Regions from separate parts of the Homo sapiens genome. Here region 2 is linked to region 1. Evidence: read pairs that join two places in POLR2A ChIA-PET (ENCODE). Cell type or tissue: OCI-LY7. All regions are shown on one strand. Links, peaks and the distances in the headings refer to the core of each region. The heading gives the core; the rest is flanking DNA. Region 1 overlaps PDE4DIP (phosphodiesterase 4D interacting protein). Region 2 has its middle 12 kb from the start of RNVU1-1.

What was found. Peaks named below come from ENCODE experiments on the same cell type or tissue, not always from the same donor. Only the 100,000 strongest peaks of a DNase experiment are listed, where the experiment ranks them.
Region 2: POLR2A ChIA-PET joins it to region 1 with 5 read pairs; 2 of 35 experiments call an interaction of 5 or more read pairs at or near these places.

The regions. Positions count from the first base shown.
Region 1 is chr1:148,977,194-148,982,577 of GRCh38, forward strand. It overlaps PDE4DIP (phosphodiesterase 4D interacting protein), which reads left to right. Exons shown (of 47, transcript NM_001395426.1): 21 at 744-860; 22 at 1,085-1,222; 23 at 2,544-2,656; 24 at 4,077-4,204. Among named protein-coding and RNA genes, the nearest start is that of NBPF9, 120 kb to the right of the region's middle. In OCI-LY7, for the core only: no CTCF peak of the experiment used is centred there; DNase peaks (open chromatin) are centred at 768 and 2,588; H3K4me3 peaks cover 352 bases; H3K27ac peaks cover 1,395 bases.
Region 2 is chr1:148,347,682-148,353,065 of GRCh38, forward strand. No RefSeq gene overlaps it. Among named protein-coding and RNA genes, the nearest start is that of RNVU1-1, 12 kb to the right of the region's middle. In OCI-LY7, for the core only: no CTCF peak of the experiment used is centred there; no DNase peak of the experiment used is centred there.

The DNA of each region.
Region 1 (5,384 bases), core at 262-5,261:
ACACACACCACCACGCTCGGCTAGTTTTTGTATTTTTAGTAGAGATGGGTTTCACCATGTTGGTCAGGCTGGTCTCGAACTCCTGACCTCATGATCCGCCCACCTCAGCCTCCCAAAGTGCTGGGATTACAGGTGTGAGCTACCACGCCTGGCCTATTATGATTTTTAATGAAGTTTGTCATAACCAAGTACTTGTCATTTTCTGATGAGAACACTGAAAGTTTAGGGCATGTAGTGCCAACTTTTGGCAGTATTTCTTCACAGGTGGTGGCGTGTTCTTCCATCAGGAGTCATGTAATGTTTGGTGATCTCTCGTGATGTTAGCAGCTGTTGCTGTTTGATGCCTTATCCCTTAATTCATTAAGGGTTGCAAAATGGAGATATCCTAATGCTATCATTTTTTCATCTGTTAGGTGAAGTTTTACTTACATAAAAACTTCATCTCTTCTTGCTTCTGCTAATGGTAACCATTCTTTTTCAGTATCATAATAAGCTTGTTAAACAAATTTGATGTGTTTTATAGTGCCAGCTAAAGTAGAAGACATCATTAAGAACAACTATGACATCTTCCCATAAAACTTCCTTTGTTACTATACTGCATGGATTATTGGTTTGATGCTGTAGAGCCCTATTCATGTTCTCATTTTCTTTTCCATTACTGGCTGATAGTAATAGGATATGCAAAAGCATTTGCCTCAGTGTTAAAATGTAAACATGGCAGACATTGTTTCCTCTTTTCACAGATGGAACTTTCTGCTCTACAGTCCATGATGGCTGTGCAGGAAGAAGAGCTGCAGGTGCAGGCTGCTGATATGGAGTCTCTGACCAGGAACATACAGATTAAAGAAGATCTCATAAAGGTCTTTCAAAACTTTTTAAAGACCACTGGAAATGTTCACAGCTCAGAATACCTGTAGGGCCTCTTCAGACAATATTTGCACACATCGAATCCCTTGGCCAGTGATTATCCATATCCCACTTGAAAGTATAGGCAGAATATTTCAAGACATTTGTTCCCGTGCTACTCTGCTGAATAATCCTTTTATTACTATTTTCACATCCATACTTATTTTTTGACTTCTAGGACCTGCAAATGCAACTGGTTGATCCTGAAGACATACCAGCTATGGAACGCCTGACCCAGGAAGTCTTACTTCTTCGGGAAAAAGTTGCTTCAGTAGAATCCCAGGGTCAAGAAATTTCAGGAAACCGAAGACAACAGGTAAGTTACTGGAATATAAACCTTATTTATTTATTTACATTTTTTTGTATTCTTTTTTTTTTTTTTAGTAGAGATGGAGTTTCACCATGTTGGTCAGGCTAGTCTTGAACTCCTGACTGCAAGTGATCCATCCTCCTCGGCCCCTCAAAGTGCTGGAATTACATACAAGCATGAGTCACCACATTGAGACAAGGTCTCACTGTGTCACCCAGGCAGGAGTGCAGTGGTATGATCACAGCTCACTGCAGCCTCAAACTCTGGGGCTCAAGGAATCTTCCTGCCTCAGCCTCCTGAGTAGCTGGAGCTGCAGGTGCACACCACCACGCCCGGCTCAAACCTTATTTTTCTACTGTGAAATAAACCATGGTAAAGCTGTCAATCTCAGCTATTTGTGGAGGGTTAGTTGATGGTATTTCCTAGAGAAACTGTGCTCTAAAATTTCCTACTTTGGTCGGTAGCAGCTATAGATGCCCCTTTCTGACATTTGTAGTTCTGAAAAGAGCAGCAGTTCTTTTGGACACATACCAATAGTTATCCCTCACACTCATACCTAAGTCACCTCCCTCAACTGAATCTTTCTCTTTTATCTGCATTTAACCATGTTCAGATCTCTCCCAGTTAAAAAAAAAAAAAAAAGAGAAAGAAACCCCTACATTTGCCCCAAATTTCTCTGTAGCTACAGCCCCATTTAACCTTTCTTCAATGCCAGACTTTTCCAAAAGACTTACTTGCCTGTACTCCCTGTCTCCATTATCATCTGTCTCACTAACTACTCACCCCACTGCATTCTGGCTTTTAACTGTACCTTAAACAACTCTGTTGATTATACATTGTCATAGCTCATTATCTTTATAGCACTTATTACACTCACAATGACACACATCTATGATTAATGAATGTCTTTTTCCTCCACTAGATAGTAAGCTTTCCCCTAGAACCTAGAACAGAGTCTGTCCCGTAGAACGTGCTCAGTAAATATTAATTGAATGAATGAAGAATACTAGTAAGTCCTATTATATACATTTCCCTCTTGTCCATCCTGTTTCCCTCTTACTCCTTTTTCTTAGCTGCTTTCCTGTGCTTCCAGCTTCTCTCTGCTTTTTCTTCTTTTTGCTCCCATGTTTGAATTCCACCTTACAGGTTTTAAAGATAAAAAAAAGATAATATGACATTGATTTGAAAACTATAAAATAGTATCAAAAGCTTAAGTACTAAGATAGTGGGCTTTTTAAGTCATAGTACATGCTAATGCATTTTCTTGTTTCTTATTCATGTCTCACTGTGCCATTTGCGTATTGCTTCCTCTCTCTTCTTTACTCAGTTGCTGCTGATGCTAGAAGGACTAGTAGATGAACGGAGTCGGCTCAATGAGGCCTTACAAGCAGAGAGACAGCTCTATAGCAGTCTGGTGAAGTTCCATGCCCATCCAGAGAGGTAAGAGAGAGGCTGTTTTTTCTTTTATTCTTTATTGAAATTTTTATTTCTTTTACTATTGTATTTATGCCTTTTATTCTTCATTAAGTGCAGATGCTTATGATACTGAAGAGGGGAGAAAAAAGAGGGACAATTACCGGGGCTACCCACTTTGTCATTTGTTTTATGGATTGCTCTGAGCCTCAGTGTCAAAATCTTAAGTTGGGATTAGTGCCTGTTTCACACAGCTATTGCAGAGATTAAATAAGAAGACAGCTTTTGTGTCTAAAACAATGCCTTGCATGTAGTAAGCACTCAATGTATGTTCATTTCTTTTCTGTGATCCATGTCCTGTTAAAGGCTGTTCTATTATAAACGTAAGGCTATGCCCTGTCTCTACTAAAAATACAAAAATTAGCTGGGTGAGGTAGCGCGCGCCTGTAGTCCCAGCTACTCGGGAAGCTGAGGCAGGAGACACACTTGAACCTGGGAGGCAGAGGTTGCAGTGAGCTGGGTTCACACCACTGCACTCCATCCTGGGCAACAGAGCGAGACTCCGTCTCAAAAAAAAAGAAAAAGAGTAAGGCTATAATGGGCACTGATATTCATTTAATATCATCAAAGAAAATATATTAATTGGGATGGCTAATATCATCCTGGGACCACCAATAGCTATCATGATGAATATATTTTTCTTCTACCTCTTGATTTTTGGTCACATATATGATACCTCTCTGGATCATTTTATATTCTCTTCATTTTTGTTTTCTCATTTTGCCTTCCCTACTAGCCCCTTTTATTCTTTTTCAATTTTTATTATTATTATTATTTTTGCTATTCAGTTTCTTGTAATTTATTGTTGGGCTTTAAAAATGTTTTCTTTCTACCAGGAAAATGAAGGCAGAGGAAAGGTATGATAGGACCAGTTGATTGTGTTACTTTTTAAAGAACCTCTGGAGCTTTAGTTTTTATGAACCAGATTCCTTTTCAGCACACCATCCCACCGTCAAGTTTGGTAACAAATGAGAAAACAAATATCTTCAGTAGTGGTTCTACTTGGCTCAGTCTTGCTCCAGTTTATATTTAGTTTGTCCTGGGTTTTAGTTTTTCAGAAACAAAAGCTTTTAGCCAAATAATGAAATTTCTCTTGTTTGGGCTATAGGGGTGTGAGATAAGTCTTAGGAGCTATAATTTTATGTGAAATTGGCCCAGAATCTAGCATAAGGGGCAAGCTTTTAAAAAAAGCAACAGTCCTTACTAATCTATCAGCAGTGAACACAAATGCCACACAAAGACTACATTCATTTATTGTGTCCTGGAGAACAATTACTTTACAAAGTCGTGTGGCTCAAAGTGGTATTGATGGTTCTTTGGAAACAAATGTGGACTCACTACAGTTGATGGCTAATCCACTTTCCTTCCATGTGGCATGTTTAATCAGCTCTGAGAGAGACCGAACTCTGCAGGTGGAACTGGAAGGGGCTCAGGTGTTACGCAGTCGGCTAGAAGAAGTTCTTGGAAGAAGCTTGGAGCGCTTAAACAGGCTGGAGACCCTGGCCGCCATTGGAGGTGGGGAACTGGAAAGTGTGCGAATTCATCACAAGCATGCCTACTGAGCACTGGCGGGTCAGACTGCAGCCCAGGATGGAAAACCTTGTTTGCACTAACCAGAAAGATCCTTGTCTGATTTTGGCAGAATTAAACGGTGACTTACTAATGATAGAACTGGTACAAGTAGCATCAACTACAAAGTGAAACTCACTTTAGCCTACATGGATCTCACTGTACATACATATCAATCCCTAAATTGAATGGTGGAGGTTGCAAAGTGTATTTGCACATTTTAAATCATTCTGTTTTAGTTTTTCCACTTTTATTCATTCTTATCCCTAGCCCCTTCTCGTTCCCTCATCCCTTCTGTGGGCCAATAAAGTTTATTCTTCCCCAACTTTCACAATCCATTTCATATGTTCCATATCATATCATAAATGCATGTGTGTGTATTATTTTTGCCATTCAGTCAACTCCTCTTTGAGTGAGAGCATTTTTTAAATCAAAAGCATGCAAGTTTTAAGATGAGAGAGCGGGAAAGAGATTGAGAGTCTATAAGAATGACTTTGCAAAAGTGATATAATCCTTATCAGAAGGTAATCAAAACCAGGAGAGTAGTCTTGTAATAGTAGACTGCAAGTATTGGGAAGGCCAAGTTAAAGAACAGAGGCAAGAACTATGAAAGTGATCATAGTCAACTTTTATCTCCAATACTGTCTCAGAGTTGACTGTTGTACACAAGTGAAATTAGATTAGGTACAGATTAAATTCTACTTAAAATTTGTTCTTTATTGATTCCTTTAGGTTTCTTTAAACCAAGCTCATGCTATTTAGTCAGAACATGACTTCTAGAATGGTCTTCCAGAGTCAGAATTCTCTGTTTACAAAGATAATTTCAAATGTAGTATCCCTCTTTACATTCAGTGTTTCACCAAATAACTCATTATAGCCAGAAGAGGGTATTGCTTCTTTCATTTGTGGCACTAGATAGGGTCCTATGTTTTTCACTATTTAGTATGTATACATTTCTCCATATAACAGTAATAGGCTTCAGGCTTTGAAGTGCTAGAATAGTTTAGAAAGAAATGTTACAGATGTATGTTTATAGTTTTAATCATTGCCTCAGTGCTTTCTTGTGGCAGCGTGACAGGTATAAGGAGAGGGGCACTGGAGATTGTATTTCTGATGTCTTGAATGT
Region 2 (5,384 bases), core at 311-5,310, 630 kb before region 1:
CTGGAGCCCTTGCAACCTGAAGAAGATAATGAGAGGCATTCCAAGCATGTGAGGAGTATCTCTAATGTTACCAACCAAATTTCTGAAAGAATAAAGATGGTACAATACTAACTCCACATAATCTTATGTGCAAATTCATCATCTATCTCTATTTCTTATAGCAGATTTCTTTTTCTTTTTTAGCTCATTCATTTAGGCTTGCCAGATGAGGTTTGGTAACAACTATCAGTTATCAGCAAAAATGAAACAACTAATGAAGAGCAATGAACAGGACTATTATGTTCCTCAAAAAAGTCCCTAAAATGCAATATTTCCTCTAAATGTCACAAAAGTAAGACAGTGATTCACTATTAAAAATCCTAATCTAAGAAAGGTTGAAATTTAATGATGTTGGTTTTCCAAATTTTTATTTTGTTGTGGCCCAGTCATGGGCACCAGAGATTAGGAAATGACTGTGCAGAGGCTTGAGGGAATTTGGGAAAAGACAAAAATATTCTAAAATGTGACACTGCTGATGGCTGCGCAATTGGTGAGCTTTATTACAAGTAAGCTTTTTTGTTTGTTTGTTTGTTTGTTTTTGGGGGGGATAGAGTGTCACTCTGTTGCCCAGGCTGGAGTGCAATGGTGTGATCTTGGCTCACTGCAACCTCCGCCTCCTGGGTTCAAGTGATTCTCCTGCCTCAGCCTCCTGAGTAGCTGGGATTACAGGGACATGCTACCATGCCTGGATAATTTTTGTATTTTTAGTAGAGACGGGGTTTCACCATGTTGGTCAGGCTGGTGTCGAACTCCTGACCCTGTGATCCACCCACCTCAGCCTCCCAAAGTGCTGGGATTACAGGCATGAGCCACCGCGCCTGGCCACAAGTAACTTTTTATATGAAATTTCCGGTTTCAATTCTGACATATAAAGAGGTGGGAAGTCACCATTTGTCCTCACAACAAGAATAAAGCTGAACAAACTGAAAACCAACAACTCTTCTTATACGGCCAGAGAATTGAGGTCGCTGCCACCCTGAAAACTAGAAAGACAGGCAAATGCACGGAGTCACAGCTTACCAGGAACAGAAACTGCTGGAGCCAGCACCTGGGAGGAGAACTTAAATAGTATTGACAGATTACTAGAAGCTGAGGGTGGCTTGGCTTGAGCATTAAAAACGCTCTGAGAACCAGTCATGGGGGGAATCTCACACTTTCCTAAATCTGACCACTAGAAACCCAACAAAGTTCTCATGGAGAAGATCAGAAAAAATCCCCGAGGATTGGCACTGCCAACTTCAGCTACAGTAACCAAAACAGTATGGAGTTGGTGAAAAAATGTAAAACAGACTCATAGATCAATGGAAAAGAAAACAGAGCCCAGAAATAGACCTACATAAATATAATAAACTGATCTTTGATAAAGGTGCAAAGACAATTTAACAGAGCAAGGATGGCCTTTTCAACAAATGGTGCGAAAACACCTGGACAACCACATGAAAAAATAAATAAATGTACATACAGATCTTATAACTTTCACAAGTGGATCTTATAACTACCTGTAAGGTTCAAAACCACAGGACTCCTAGGAGATAACACAGGAGAAAAGCTAGGTGACCTTGGGTTTGGTGATGATTTCTTAGAAACAGCATTAAAAGCGCAATCCATGGAAGAAACAAAATTGAAAAGTTGAACTTCATTACAATTAAAACCTTCTGCTCTGTGAAAGACACTGTTAAGAGAATGAAAAAACAAGTCAAGACTGAGAGAAAATATTTGCAAAATACAGATCTGATGAAGGGCTGGTGCCCAAAATAAATGAAGAACTCTTCAAACTCAATAATAAGAAAGTGAACAACCCAATTTAAAAGTAGGCAAAAGATCTGAACACCTCACTGAAAAGATATACAGATAACAAATAAGTATATGAAAGAGACACTCAAAGTCATTTGTCATTAGAAAATTGCACATGAAAACAATGAGATAACAGAACACACCTATTAGAGTGGCTAAAATCTGTAAAAAGTGACAATCCCAAAAGCTGTCAAACAAACAGAGCTACAGGAACTCTCATTCATTGTTGGTGGAAATGCAAAATGGTACAATCACTTTGGAAAATTGTTTGGGAGTTTTTTTTTTCTTTTACAAAGCTAAACATAATCTTACCCTATAATCTTGCAATGGCAGTTTGACTTATTTAGCCAAATGAGAGGAAAACTTATGTTCACCCAAAAACCTGCACACAGGTATTTACAGCAGTTTTATTTATTATTGTCAAAAACTGGAAGCAACCAAGACGCCCTTCTCAACAAGTGAATGGATAAACAAATTGTGGTGTATCCATACAATGGAATATTAGTCAGTGATGAAAAGAAATGAGCTATCAAGCTATGAAAAGACATAAAGAAACATTCAATTCATAATACCTGAAAGAAGCCAGTCTGAAAACCTACATATTGTATCATTCCAACTGTAGGACATTCTGAGAAAGTCAAAAAGATAGAGATAGTAAAATGATCAGTGGTTGCCAAGGGTGAAGGAGGGAAAGGAGGGATGAACTAGTGAGGCACAGGGAGTTTTCAGCAGTGAAACTATTACATGATACTGTATTTGGGAGTCATGACACTGTAATTTTCAAAACCCAAAGAATTGTTTTAAAAAAATAAGATAAAAGACAAAACACTTAATGTGAACTATAGACTTCAGTTGATGATAATTATCAATATTGGTTCATCCAGTGTAACAAATGTACCACAATACTGCAAGATACTAATGGGGGAAATTGTGTATTGAAGGACAGGGAGGCACATGGAAACTCTCTATAGTAGCTGCTCAATTTATCTGTAAGCCTAGAACTGTTCTATAAAGTAATATCTATTAATTTTTCTAAGTTAGAATGTGAAAGCTCCAAATTCAATTTTTGGTGGCATCCTGATATCATGTGGTTAATACTTGGCATTGAGATGCACCAAACTGGAGTCAGAGCAGTTGAAGATTTCAATGTCTGTGCCTTCACCCTCTGTGCCTGGGGATGCCCCTGGAATCCAGATGGCAGATCAGTTAGGTCGTAGTGGCATCAGCACTCCAGACAGTGTAGGTTCTAGTAAGGACAGGGTGAAATCACCTTGGAGGGCAGAACTTGCTAAATACTTGGAACCACAGATCAAAGGAGAAGGAGACAGGGAGGAACTGCAGGCTACAGAATGAGCTCCCTGACTGAAAGATAAAGGCAGCTTCAGAGATTTTGGCAAATTTTGTGAGAGAATTAAATGTCAGAAAAAGAACTTAGATTTCAGTGCAAAGTGGTCTATTTAAAAAGAAAGAGAAGGAAGGAAGGAAAAGGAGGGAAAGAGGGAGGGAGGGAACTTAGATGAAGACTAGAATATCTGGGAATGGGCTTAAACCATCAATCGTTTCCATTAATGACCACATGCTAACTAATTATAGCACAGAGATACCATACTGTAACATCAAGTACAGTTAGCATGGGGGTAAGAAAGTGTTCCCCAACCTCTCCGTTCTCCTCTGAAGACACATTTTCTTCTGAAGAACAGAGATATTGAATCTTGCCTTTGGGTAAGTTTGGGCATCCACATGAATGAGCTGGGGCACCCAACACCAGATTACACCAGGCCACGACCTTCCCTGCTGCCCCTTGCCTGCTTCAGAGGCTGCCCCGCTGCAGGTGGGGGCCTCAGCCCCAGGTCTGATGTTGTCCATTTGCTTTCTCACTGGGCTTCTTTCCTTGCACTGACTTCCACTCCCCAGGACTCAGTGAGTGGCCACATGGGAAAGACACAAACTGGCCATGCCCCTTTCTCTCTGACACCTCTTGATGCCTGCAGAGGTGAGCTCCAGACCCACTCCATGAGTAGTGACTTGAGACTTGCTCACAATGATGTCCCTGTCCAAGAGCAGGGACTGGCACTTAATAGCCACACATGAAAGCTCAGTGAAAGAAGGCATCCACCACAAGGTCCTGGAGGAAAAAGAATTCCACTATGGTCCATAACGTTTTAGTCCCAAAAGATCCCAGATTAGGAGATGTGAAAGGCTTTTGAAAGTGGCCATTCTTTTAAAGCATTATGCTGGCAGCTGCACTATGTTTCCCCATCCTGGACATGTCTGGAGGGCACTGTCTACAGCCATACCCACCTCCCCACCCAGGACAGTGCAGCAGCTTTAATTTGGGGGATGCCAGTGGGCAAGGAAGGGGTGAACCATGAAAGCTGAACAGGAGAAAGCAGGTGGAAGAGGGGCAACAGGGTGGAAATAGAGAAAATAAAGGTGGGTAGAGAATGGGGGGACTCAGGGGGAGAGAGAGAGAGAGGGAGAGAGAGATCTAGCCACTAAGGAAGGAAAAAGTCCAGAAGAGAACACTTGTCTGCTTCAGTAAAATAATTTACACCTAACCAGGTGCAAGGGCACTGCAGGTCGTGGGTGGCATGCCCTGGTCATGCTGTGATGTTTAGGGGCCATGACATCTACCCTTTGAATCCAAATCATCAAATAGAGAGGGAACTCTGTCCCTATCTAGCTGGCAATGCCTTGCGATTTTACCTTTTAGATCTGGCAGCTCTCCACATCTGCTCACTTTGTGGGAGGCAGCTCTTGACGCACCAAATCAGGATGATTCAAAAATCAGAGCCTTGGAGACTTCACTGGAAGGCTTGGACAGTGGGAGGTGGTGGCATCCGGAGGGTGGAGTCCAAGAGGTAGCAGCGCTGAGGCTCCACACACCCTCAGGAGGATGGTAAGGGGCAATCTCTTGGTGAGCACCTAACTTCCCCAGGAACCTCTGCCTAGGTGGAAATGGGCCCCACGCCTAGCTTTTCTCTGGACAGGCCCTAGCCAGGGATCCAGGGTACCAGTTGAGTCCTAGGCAATGCAAATGCCTGTGTGCTGACCTTGTGGTGACTGGAAGGAAGCACCATGATCCTTCCACTTGGAACTGGACTTGCAAAGACGATGGCTCCTACTGCTTTCAATTTCCTTGGACTTTCGCAATCAGATTTAGCCTTTTGGAATGTGAACATGACTCTTCTGGGTCACCCCAGGTATGGGGTGGCCTTGGATCTGCTGGTCCTCCCCAGGCCTCAAGGACTGGCTGATATTCATCATCTCGGTTGGTGTCACCGCACTCACAATCCCCAGCAAAGATCCCCCAAAGTGTCCTGACTAGAAACATATTCCTCAACTTCCTCTCAGCTCGTGGTAGCCATTCTTCTGTTAGTGTAGGCTGCGTGTGGGAGGCTGGTGGTGGGTAGGGTGGGAGCCTAGAGAAGGAAGAGGAACGGTAGCCAAAAAGGAGCAGAGAAGGAGGAGGAGGCAGGAAGTATAGAAAGCTGGAGGGAGCTGGGGAAAATGGGTGTGGGGGTAGTGTGAGGAAGACAGGGAGCAGGAGA